2 separate regions of the Homo sapiens genome follow, and region 2 is linked to region 1. A link is a contact called in ENCODE Hi-C or POLR2A ChIA-PET data. All regions are on one chromosome and are shown on one strand. Each heading gives the region's core, a stretch centred on a gene start or an enhancer-like site at or near the end of the contact. The rest is flanking DNA. Distances are from core to core; before and after follow the strand shown.

What was found. A loop is a pair of places that touch in the nucleus more often than their neighbours do. ChIA-PET counts read pairs that join two places held with the same protein, here RNA polymerase II (POLR2A). Pooled maps may share reads with other maps.
Region 2: a loop to region 1 is called in a map of endothelial cell of umbilical vein, with 6 times the contacts of the local background. The contact joins two enhancer-like sites. A Hi-C loop is called at or near these places in 2 of 168 maps with a recorded cell type or tissue (Calu3 and endothelial cell of umbilical vein) and 6 of 50 pooled maps. POLR2A ChIA-PET finds 5 or more read pairs at or near these places in 2 of 52 experiments (OCI-LY7 and activated CD4-positive, alpha-beta T cell).

Annotation. Positions count from the first base shown.
Region 1 is chr16:87,061,763-87,067,324 of GRCh38, reverse strand. It overlaps LINC02181 (long intergenic non-protein coding RNA 2181), which reads right to left. Exons shown (of 3, transcript NR_126008.1): 3 at 3,334-4,573. Among named protein-coding and RNA genes, the nearest start is that of LINC02181, 6.8 kb to the right of the region's middle. Within about 2 kb of position 1,389, at least 3 of the 41 ENCODE cell types and tissues checked have a DNase peak (open chromatin) inside an H3K27ac peak, as active enhancers do; they include endothelial cell of umbilical vein, where a contact is called at or near this core.
Region 2 is chr16:87,174,864-87,180,550 of GRCh38, reverse strand. No RefSeq gene overlaps it. Among named protein-coding and RNA genes, the nearest start is that of LINC02181, 120 kb to the right of the region's middle. Within about 2 kb of position 1,375, at least 5 of the 41 ENCODE cell types and tissues checked have a DNase peak (open chromatin) inside an H3K27ac peak, as active enhancers do; they include endothelial cell of umbilical vein, where a contact is called at or near this core.

The DNA.
Region 1 (5,562 bases), core at 140-2,639:
GGGCGGGGGAGACGGCCGCTAGGTTATTGGGTCCCCGAATGTCCACGTGGCAGCTGGCCTTGTCAGCGTTTGTAACAAGTGTCCTGGTCCCTCTCCTCCACCTTAAACATCTAGAAAACGCCTTGCCTTCCCTTGCACTCCACCCGGGCCTGTGCCACCGCTAATAAATCACGCCCCAGGCCTGCGGCTCCAGGGAACGTTACCTTGCCCCCCTTGGCGCCTGCCTTGAGCATGGAGGGCTCTGCGCATTCTGCATGCAGCAAAAGGAGAAATGCCAAAGCCGCCTCAGACGGTTCTCCTTTGAAATTTTCAGCACCGTCCTCCGTGTGGTATTGTCCACTTGGCCCCCACGCCAGGCAAAAGACTGTCCATACAATTGGCTGGGTTTGGGGGAAGTTCTTTGGGTCCCTAGGACATGAACAGGCAGGGTGGTGGCTCCCAGGCTGTGGGGGGCATAGCAGGGATCACTGCCCCTCTGCTACGGGGTCCTTGCACTTGTGGGCGAGGGGGATTCTAGGGCAGTCTCTGGGGTCACGGGGACTGTTCTCTGCCTTGGTAGAGGTGAAGGTCCCCTCACCTTCACACGCTAAGGCCTGCGTGGAGATGCCGGCTGGCTGCAGAGATGACAGGGCACCTCTTCTGAGTCACTGGCCCGGCTGGCATCTCCTTCCTCCAACTGGAGAAGATGCCACACAAAGGGCGTCACTCTCAGTGGTGGCTCAAGATGCCCACGGCCCGGGATCTGCACCGCAGCTTCGCACACCGTCCGGGGTGCCAGGGAGGCCCTGTGTTGTTGGTGGCTTAGACGCTGCACGTGGGGGGCCCTGAGCAGCCATTTCCATGGGGGCTTGGATGGAGTCGGCCGGTTTCCTGTCCCTTGAAGAGCCTCAGCCCAGCCCTGGCTTTTCTTGGTTGTCTCCATTAAAGCTCTAGGTTCTCAGGGGTCCTTGTTCAGAATGTCCTACCCGGAGCCGGCCCTTCTCCCCCGCACACTCCTCTTAGTAGATTATCTTCTGAAAATATACTTTGAAGGGCTTTTGTTTTGTTTTGTTTTCCCTACTTGACACTCTTGAATAAAGTAGGCCATTTATCTTTCGGGCAGAAGAATTTCAACAGTGAAGCTGCGCGGTGCAGGCTCCGTGCGGGGAGGCAGTTTTACGTTTTTTTTTCATCACGGGTTTATTTCTGTCTTAGCTTCCCCTAAAGTTTGTAGCCTTCCTCCCCTCCTTCTAACGAATCCCCCCAACTGTCATCCTCTCCCCTCACCCCCCTAAATGCATCCAGCCCACCTCAAGCTACTCGAACTGAAAGAAGCACTCATGGCCAGGCCGCGTGTTTGTTTAGGCTCACCCTGTGTTAGTCCATGTGAAATGCAACAGAATGGAGAAAAATGTAATTCTTTGCCGGCTTTTGATCAAAGAGAGGACTTTAAAAAAAAATTCAAGATGGATTTCTGAAGGACAATTTTATACACATGCTGCGTGTTTCGGAGCTCCAGTATTTAGGTGATTTTGGGGAAAAAAAAATCTTTTTTCCTCTTTTGATCCCAGAGAGAAAACACTCGCACAAACACATCTCCACCCCACAAACACTGCAAGATGCCATTTTTCATAAGTCTAACCGGCTGAAAAGAGGAAGCATTTCTCTTCCAATTTATCAACAACACAAGAGAATGTAAAATACGGCCCTACTGCAACAGGCAATCTCTTTCTTGCTTTTGTGGGAATTCAGAGCAAAGTTACCCTTGTTGCTGAGGCTAATTGCAGGACCCAGGATGTCCGGTCTGGGTCCTTGAAACACACATGCGTCCACACTTCCTCCATCCATCTTAATTTCACAACCAGCATTAAACGTACGTTTCTCCTCTAACTCCCTCAGCTTCAGAGCAAATGCAAATAAAAAGTGCTTAAAATGGCAAACATTTCCTGTCATTGAAGGCCTTCGTTAGGGTGGGGGTCGCTGAGTTCTAAAGTATATTTTCATAGGAAAACTCATTTCAGATCGTCGGCAGGAGCTTAGACTGTTCATACAGCGAAGTTTGGGGTTTGCGATCAGCCTGAATTTATTGCAGTCAAGTGACCCTTTATAGGATGTAGATGTAGGAGAGCAAAGATTCCAGATTCAAACTTGGATTAACCTGGGGCCCAGCTCAGGTCACAGGAAAAAATTAAAATATACTGAAAACTGTCCTCTTCCCCTCCCCTCCCTTCAATTCATTTTCTGTTCCATTATGGAAAAAAAACCCCAAATTTGGAATTTTAATGTTGTTTTTCCTCCATTGGTTGTTTAGTTAGTGATTTTGCCGACTTCCTGGATGTTCATTTCTGGTTCTGCACAAAAGAGTCACATTTCCTTTTGGAATCAGGACCAGGAGACAGAAGCGGACTCGGGAACTGTGAGTGCCCCCCGGTCTTCCCCGGCGCCTCTGACCCCTTCCTCCATCTCGCCGCCTTCCCTGCCTTCAGCGCGGAGTTCCCTTTCTCCAGGGCTTCTTGTCTGAACTCACCCCCTCGGCTCTCAGCACCATTCTCCACTTTTAGGAAAAGAAACTCTACAATTTCTATGCAAACATCGGATAAGAAGGGGAGGGGGAGTGACTTTGATTTTCATTTTAAGACTCTGAAAGACGGAGAAAGTAAGCAGAAGCGGGCTGGTGTATTTCAGAGGCTCCCAGTGAGTCCCTACTAAATTTACCTAATAAAATGAATTTTTAAAATTTTCGTTTTCTCATTTCATTCCAGCAGAAAATGAGTTTGCCTTTATAATGTCCAGATCTTTCCAACTCTATTGAGTGAGAAATTAACTTACAAAATTTAAATACTTTGGTACACACATGCACACACACCCGAAATGAAGTAAAGTGTGCCTGTAACACAATAGCAAGCCTGATTTTAGGGTCCTAGGACACATTTTTTTTAATGATGTGTAATAAAGAAAAATCAGATTCAGTTAAAAAAATTTCTCTCTTAAAATGGGTGAATTGTAATACTCAGTAAATTTAATTGTAATTTTTATTTGTTAATATAAGTTGCCTTTTTAAAATCTTCTGCACGTCTTGTCAAATTATTGAGAGGACTGCAAAGAAAACATATGTTAATGTGCTAGGCCACAGTTGACTCCTTTCCTTTCCACGAAACTAGTCCAAGTAGTGTAGGAAATTATGAAACTATAGAGTTCTCTGTGAAAAGAATACCCTGCCTTTCATTTCCAAGATAAAGCAATTAATACTGGAATTTCAAGGCAAATCTAATGATCAGTTAGGAGGGAAAAGGAGGAGGAAGGCAGGATGGTTATTTGCGTAAGAAAGTCCAGAAATCGACATCGGACAGATGTATCGTGGAATGTGATGATATTTATAAGGAAAAATCACATAAACTTTAAAAATGAAAGTTGTTTTGCTTAAACGACTGAAAAAAAGAATTCAGAATAATATTTGGGTTATCCTAGTTTTGTACGCTTGTGTTCACCAAAGCGTTCAGGGTCCAGGAGGATTAAAGAGCTCCATCACAAGGAGTGTTTTTGTGTGTGTGCATGCGTGTGCGTGTCTGTGTGCGCGTGTGTGCGTGTCTGGGTGCATGTGTGTGCGTGTATGTGCGCGCGCGTGTGTCTGGGTGCGTGTGTGTGCGCACGTGTGTGTCTGTGTGTGCGTGTGTGTGCGCGTGTGTGTGAGTGTGTGTGTCTCTACCCAGCTCTCCTACACCTTAGCCCCAAGGATGATGGGGAGAAAAATGTGGGAGCTGACTAGGTGGAACCAAATCTTTACTCCAGAAATTTATAGCTAATATAAAACTCTTAAAAATGAAAAAAAAACAGTTTTCTTACCTTTTTAAAAAGTCTTCTCTTTGGGGGGTTATGTCAGGGGATAGAGGAATGGGCTTGAGCCAGTTTTCAAAATTGCTATAGGCCAGGCGTGGTGGCTCCTGCCTGTAATCCCAGCACTTTGAGAGGCCGAGGCGGGAGGATCGCTTGAGCTCAGGAGTTTGAGACCAGCCTGGGAAACATAGCAATGCCCTGTCTCTACAAAAAATTTAAAAATTAGCCGGGCGTGGTGGTGTGCGCCTGTGTTCCCAGCTGCTCGGGAGGCTGAGGCAGGAGGGTCGCTTGAGCCCAGAAGGTCCAGACTGCATTGAGTGGAGATCGCACTACTGCACTCCAGCCTGAATGACAGAGTGAGACCGTCTCAAAACAAAAACAAAAACAAAAACCAACCAAAAAACCAAAACCAACTCCCTCCCCGCCCCCGAAACAACAACAACAACAACAAAACCCCCAAAAACCAAATTGCTATAGACCAATATTTCCAGGTCCCTGTGATTTTGATTAGAGAGTTTTGTTCTTGTTCTTCTGTTCCGTAAACTATGGTATTCTACCTCTTAAACGCATTTTTAAGCTTTCTAGTTTGGATGGCCTTAAACAGAGAAGCCCGTCCCTGGGTGGGGAGGTTTGTCCGCTGTCCAGTAGATGGCGCTGTGACTTCTAGAGTGAGGGGGGTGGGGGTGGGGACGACACCGCGTCGCAGCCCGAAGTCACAGGGGCCACCCCGTCGCCTCTCCCAGGGTGTATCCATCGGGCTCTAAACCCAAGAAGAAAAACTTTTTGAGGCCTCTCCTGAAATGTGCTAATCTATCAAAGAGCATTTATAGTATTTAAGCCAAATGTTAATTAACAAATAGCTCACCCTCCTCAAACAGTCTGAGATAGTGCCCAGCTAGAGTTTAAAGAAATACTTCCTGGAAATGTTTGAGATAAAAATGGAATAACGTAGTAGCTATTTCAATATTTTATCAGTTGCCCATATTTAAAAAAATAAAAGATCCTCACCTTTCTCCTAGAGTAATCATGAAGAACGTACATTTTATGTTATATGAAATGTTATGTGCGTAAAAATGGTCAAATGAAACCAGGCAGGTATAGATAATGGTAGTCTCGCCTTCTCAAAAAGCGTTTTCCTTTTCATGCAGTGGTGGCGTGAATACGCACCCTGGACATTGTATTTCACTACATCAGCACCTGCTAAAATGGTAAACCAGCTTCTTAGACGCGTTAAACCTCCACCTCCCTTGAGTGATTCCAGGGTAATCTTCTCCTCTTCCCCACTCAGAAAAGTTTCTAGTTTATTTTAAAAACAAACATTTTTCTATCCCCATCTCTTGCTACAGAGAATCTCAACTAAGGATGGTGCTTATCACTCTTCAACATATTTGATATTAAAATTAAAATAATTTTAAAACAATTTTGAATAATTTCAATGTTTAGACTCTTCATGGGATGACGTGATTTCTTACTATGTTTTAAGTAATGATTTGCGATATCTTTTTTTAATTTAAAAAGAAGTAGTGTGCATGTTGACAAGTATTGTAAACAAACTGGCATTCAACAACAGCAACAAAAAGATTTATTCCTTTTCCTAAGAATGATGTTATCCTTTATTCTGGAAAAAAAAAATGAAGCAGTATTCATTTGCCTCCAGTTTGAAATACTACTTAAAGACTTAGAAATATGTAAATGTAGCTTAGGACAATGACTTCATCGAGCCTGGTAGTAATTAATCTTGTACAGTTC
Region 2 (5,687 bases), core at 126-2,625, 110 kb before region 1:
ATGTTTGTATATATGGGTGCATGTATATGAATATGTACACAAGTGTGTACTATATGTGCACGTACATGCATGTTTATGTATGCGCATGTACACACGTGTGCATGTCCATATATGTGTGTCTATATCTACAATCTTGCACCTTGGTTGCTTCACTTAACAACACACATGTGATTCTTCTTCAAATTATTGCCAGCGCTGATTTACTGTCCTGCTTCCCAGCTGTGGGCACAACCCCCAGTGCATTTGCCTTCCTCCTGGTCTCTGTGTTGCGGGGGTGCAGCCTTTGTCCCATTCCTTGGCCATGAGTAATACACCCGGTATGACCTTGTGCTGTTGGCACAGCACCCTCAGGTAGATGGTGAGCCCTTGGGGGCAGGGGCTGCCTGTCTTTGCCCCCTGAATCTGTCTGGCATGTGAAGGAGCTCGGGGCTTGTCTGTTACTGATCAGAGGAAGATGGCTGTGGCCCCCACCCATGTTCTCCGAGGGCTTATCCTGGCTTGGATGATCTTGGCTTCTTTGGGAAGGGAGGGGTGGGGCTGTCTTCCCGCTGTTGTGCCACCATCTTGGGGACTCTCTGAGAAAGGACTCGTGTTGCTGGGGAGACCTCCGTGGCCCCTTGCTGCAGGTGCCCATGGCAGGCATGTGATGTCCGCCCTGGAGGCTCTGGAAACTCCGTGGGGGCCCACACAGAGCTTCACAGGCCTCCGATGGTGATGGAAGTGAGGGCTGTGGCGATGATGGCAGGAGCTCACATTGGTGGCACCTGTTCTGTGCCAGGCGCTCTTCTGAGCCCTGCACATGGATGGACCCATTGACTGCCCGAGGACTCCATGACGTAGGTGTTGGTGCAAAGCCATTTACAGACGAGAACAGTGGTCACTGAGCCGACACTCTGTGCACCTGCCGTGCCTCCTCCTCCCGCTTTCCAGCCTCACGCCTGCCCTAAAGTGACAACTGGAATACGGGTGACAACAAAACAAACCACGCATGTGCCAGGCTTCCTTAGGGACTTTGCACGTGCACCCACGGCAATGCTGTGCCTTCCCATTTACAGATGAGACCAGCAAGGCCAGCAGGGAGGATGAGGGGCTGAGGCTGCACGGCTGGAAGGGGTGGCTGAGCAAGGCAGGATTTGAACTCAGCTCCAAGCCAGAGGTCAGCAGTGTCCCCCTCCCTGTGTGCATTCAGGCTGTTTGTGGGGGTGGGGCAGGGACTGTAGTTCTGCCTCCCTGGAAAGTTCCCGTTTCCTGCAGTGGGCTCTGGTCAGTGACCGGGCAGGTTCCTGCCCCTGCCCTCCCGGCCCCTGTCCTGGCCCAGGGCCCAACACTCCAGTCTGTTTTCCAGACAGGAAACATGAATCAAAATAGCATGACACACGAAACCGTAATTGGGGCTGTGCTGTGAGGCCCAGGGAGGCCTAACGAGTAGAGGCCTCTGCCATCGAACCTGCTGTGGGTGCCCTCCTTCCGCCCTCGGAACCCTCTGGCCTGAAACAGCATTCCATCAGCCCCCCTCCTCACCCAGGAGACCAATGGGGGGAAGGGGGGTGGGGGTGGGGAGGAAGAGGGAGAGGGACGGAAAGGGAGAGACACACAGAGACAGAGGGAGAGAGAGAGGGAGAGGGGGGAGAGATGGGGAGAGAGAGAAGGGGAGACAAAGGGAGAGATAAAGAGGGAGAAAGAGAGGAGGGGAGAGAAAGGGAGAGCGGAGAGAGGTAGAAAAAGAGAGATTCATAAGAGAAGAAAGAGGAAGAGGGAGAGAGAGAGGGAGAGGGAGAGACATGGAAGGAGAGAGACGGAGAGTGAGAGGGAGAGGGAGAGAGAGAGGGAAGGAGGGAGAGAGAGAGGGAAGGAGGGAGAGAGACAGGGAAGGAGGGAGAGAGGGAAGGGGGGAGAGAGAGATGGAGGGAGAGAGAGAGGGACAGAGAGACGGGGAGAGAGAGGGAGGCAGAGAGAGAAGGAGGGAGAAAGGGAGAGAGGGAGGCAGAGAGAGGAGGGAGAAAGGGAGAGAGGGAGGCAGAGAGAGGAGGGAGAAAGGGAGAGAGGGAGAGAGAGGGAGCGGGGAGAGAGAGGAAGAGAGGAGGGAGAGGGAGAGAGCTACAGAGGGAAAGTGGGAGAGGGATGGGGAGAGAGGGAGAGTGGAGGGGCTCTCTGTGCCTGGTTTGGTTGTGCTGTTCCTGATAACTCTGACCCCGACTGACCGACCGGTGCTTACTCTGAACGTTTCCAGGGTCTCTGCGTTTAGGGCCCGTCTGAAGGTTTCTGTGACGGCCTCGGCGGCTCTATGGGCAGATGGCCCTATGGCTCCTCCTAGCTCTGACAGGATCCTCTCAGCCTCTGTGTGCTTTCGCCTCTGCTTCTGCCTCTGCCTCTCTGTCTCTGTCCCTGTCCTGTGCCTGCATCTTTCTGTTCCCTTCCCTATCTCTGTCATCTTCGTTTCTTTCTTTTCTTTTCTTGCCTTCTCCCTCCCCTTGTTTCTTGCTTCAAATAAAGGACAGGGGAGACAGAAGAAAGCTTCGGGGACTTTAGAGCTGCATGGACGGCCCCTTCCGACCCAGCCTCCTCCCTGCAACCCCCAATAGCTGCGCCCCTGTGCCCCTCGTCCCCTCGCTCTCCTCTGTCCAGCCTCCCAGCCCTTCCTGCCCGCCTCTCCCTCCCTTCCTGCCCGAGACCCCCCAGAATCCCCCTCCTGGAAATGCCATTGCCCCCCTGGGGCCTGACCCTCGCTGGCAATCCTCCACTTCCCTGGTGGTCTTCCCTCTGGTCAGCCGGGTGAAAGGTCGCCAGCTGTTGGAGGGGCGGGGGTCTTTGAGGGCATCTAACTGGGTGTTCCCCACATGGGGGCCTTGAACCCCTAAGGGGCCTCGAGGGCCGCCGCAGTCATGGGGGGAGGATCTGTGCGCAGTTCCTTCCTTCATTCATAATCCGTCTTCACTCTGCACACGCCATCTCTGCTCCTTGTGGGAAAACGCAGGCGGGCCCAGTGTGAAGTGGAGCCTCGTCCTCTCTCTGCCCAGAGGGGACCACTGAGGACCGTGGAGAGTAAGGTCCGATGGAGATGGGTTGTTTCATCCCCGATTTCCTCACTTGGCAACGTAGTTTTGTAGCTCAGAGTGTGGCTCTTAATGGTCAGATCTGGGCCAGGCTGCTTAGCCCCCTAAGCTGACGGCACTGCCGTGAGCAGGGCAGGCCTGTTCTTTACCCTCGAGGGCTTTCTGTCCAGTGGGCAGACATTGGACACCGTCCCGCAGGGACCTTCCCTGACCCAGCTCAGATCTGTGAGCGTGGCTGACCCGGCCTGCAGGTGAGGCAGGACTTTCCTGAGCAGGTGGTCACGGTGGTAGGATTGGCCAAAGAAGTCAGTGGGGGGCAGCAGGCAGAGAGATGACAGGGACAAGGGCCCCGTGGTGAGCAGAGCTTGGCGTGATCCTGGAGCAGGACCAGAGTGAGCAGGGAAACATGGAAGGTGAAGGCTGGGGTGGGTGGCAGAGCAGACCCTACAGGACTTGCAGGCCCCCAGGAGCCTGGTCTTCTCTAGGCTGGGGTGGCTGTGCCTCGTGCTGTGGTGCCCGGTCTTGCCATGAAAGTGCCAGGTGTCACCCCCTCCATTGGGGGAGGCGGTGGGGAAACCTGAAGCCCAGGCCTGCCTCGGCTGCCAGCAGCCTGGTGTCTGACAGTGCACCCAAGCTGGCTGGTGGGAGTCCTCTGAATGTCTGTCTTCACTGGCTTTGGGTTCTCCTGTTCTGATGAGGTCATGGTGGTCTTTGGGGGCGCTCAGCTCACGGCAGGCTGCCTGGATCAGGGATGCTCATGTGCCCGCAAAGAAGAGCTTTATCCTCATTGATTTCTAACCAGCTTTATTGAGGTGTGATGTACACACCCTAAAAGTCACTTTTTTCGGTGTTCAATGGAATTCAACTCAATAATGAAAAAGAATGAATTACCGATACATGTAACAGCACAACCAAGCCTCAGAAGCATGCTAAGTGGAAGAAGCCAGGTGTGAAAGGGCACATATGCGATGCTTCTACCTACATGACATTTCTAGAAAAGACCCTGTCTTTCTTTTGAAATATCTGATCCAGAAATATTCAACTGAATTCGAAGTCTATTCATATCAGCCCCAGTCCCTTTAACATCACTTTTGTCTGTGATGAAAGATGAAGCACAGAGAGTGTCTTTAAAACTCTCAGTTTTTATACATTTAAAACAAGTTGGCTGGGCATGGTGGCTCAGGCCTGTAATCCCAGCAGAGGCAGGTGATTATTTATTTATTCATTTATTTTTGAGACCGTGTCTCACTCTGTCACCCAGGCTGGAGTGAAGTGGCGCGATCTCGGCTCACTGAAACCTCTCCCTCACGGGTTCAAGCGATTCTCCTGCCTCAGCCTCCCGAGTAGCTGGGACTACAGGCGCTTTGGGAAGCCATGGCAGGTAGATTGCTTAAGCCGAGGAGTTCGAGACAAGCCTGGGCAACATGCTGAAACCTCATCTCTACAAAAAACATAAAAGTAACCAGGCGTGGTGGTGCATACATGTAGTTACTCTGGAGGCTGAGATGGGAGGATGGCTTGAGCCTGGGAGGTCAAGGCTGCAGTGCACCATGATTGCGCCACTGCACTCCAGCCTGGGCGACAGAGTGAGACCCGATCTCAAAATAAATATAAATAAATAAAGTAAAATAGTTGTCAAAGTTGGTTAAGAGTCTTTAAAATCACCTTTTTCTGGCCTGGTGGGGTGGCTCACACCTGTAATCCCAGCACTTTGGGAGGCCGAGGTGGCAGATCACTTGAGCCCAGGAGTTTGAGACCAGCCTGGACAACATGGTGAAACCCTGTCTCTACTAAAAATACAAAAATTAGTTGGGCATGGTGGTGGGTGCCTGTAATCCCAGCTACTCAGGAGGCTGAGGCAGGAGAATCACTTGAACCCAGGAGGTGGAAGTTGCAGTGAGCCAAGATCCTGCCACTACACTCCAGCCTGGGCAGCAGGCGACACTCGGCCTCAAAAAAATAAAAACATAAATAAATAAAAAATAAATAAAATAAAATCACCTGCTTCTGCAAACAAAATGTGTCTTTGAGAATGATTATCAAGAAGTGGAAGAATTCACCACAAAAGTGTCCTGACCGGGGCTGGACGCTGCCCATGCCTGTCCTGCATCCCTGGGTTGCCCAGGTCCCTGCAGCTCTGTAGGTTTCCGGGGAAGGCAGTGGGTGATTCGGGAGCATGTTCCACATGCCCCTCAGAGGCCCCCAGTAGGTCTGATGTCTGGTGTGCCCCTGGGCTTGCCTTTAATGCACCCCACAGGCTGGCCTCTTTTCTCTGCCTCAGTCTCCTTGCTCCTCCCTCGTGCTTGCTGGGGCCACCAGCCTCCCCAGCCACTTCCTCCCAAGGCCTCATCTCACCTCTGCCTGGGAGGAACACAGACCAGGAGAATCCCACTGGTGTCCACCCATTCTGGCATACGCCTGATTCCAAAAAATCGTACTCACAAAAGTAGGATCAAGAGCGTATTATTATTATTTTTAATGGACTTGCCTTTATTTGGAATTTTATGCCCTTTCAATGTTTAAAAATCTTCCCCGGCCGGGCGAGGTGGCTCACACCTGTCATCCCAGCACTTTGGGAGGCTGAGGCGGCGGATCACGAGGTCAGGAGTTCGAGACCAGCCTGACCAACGTGGT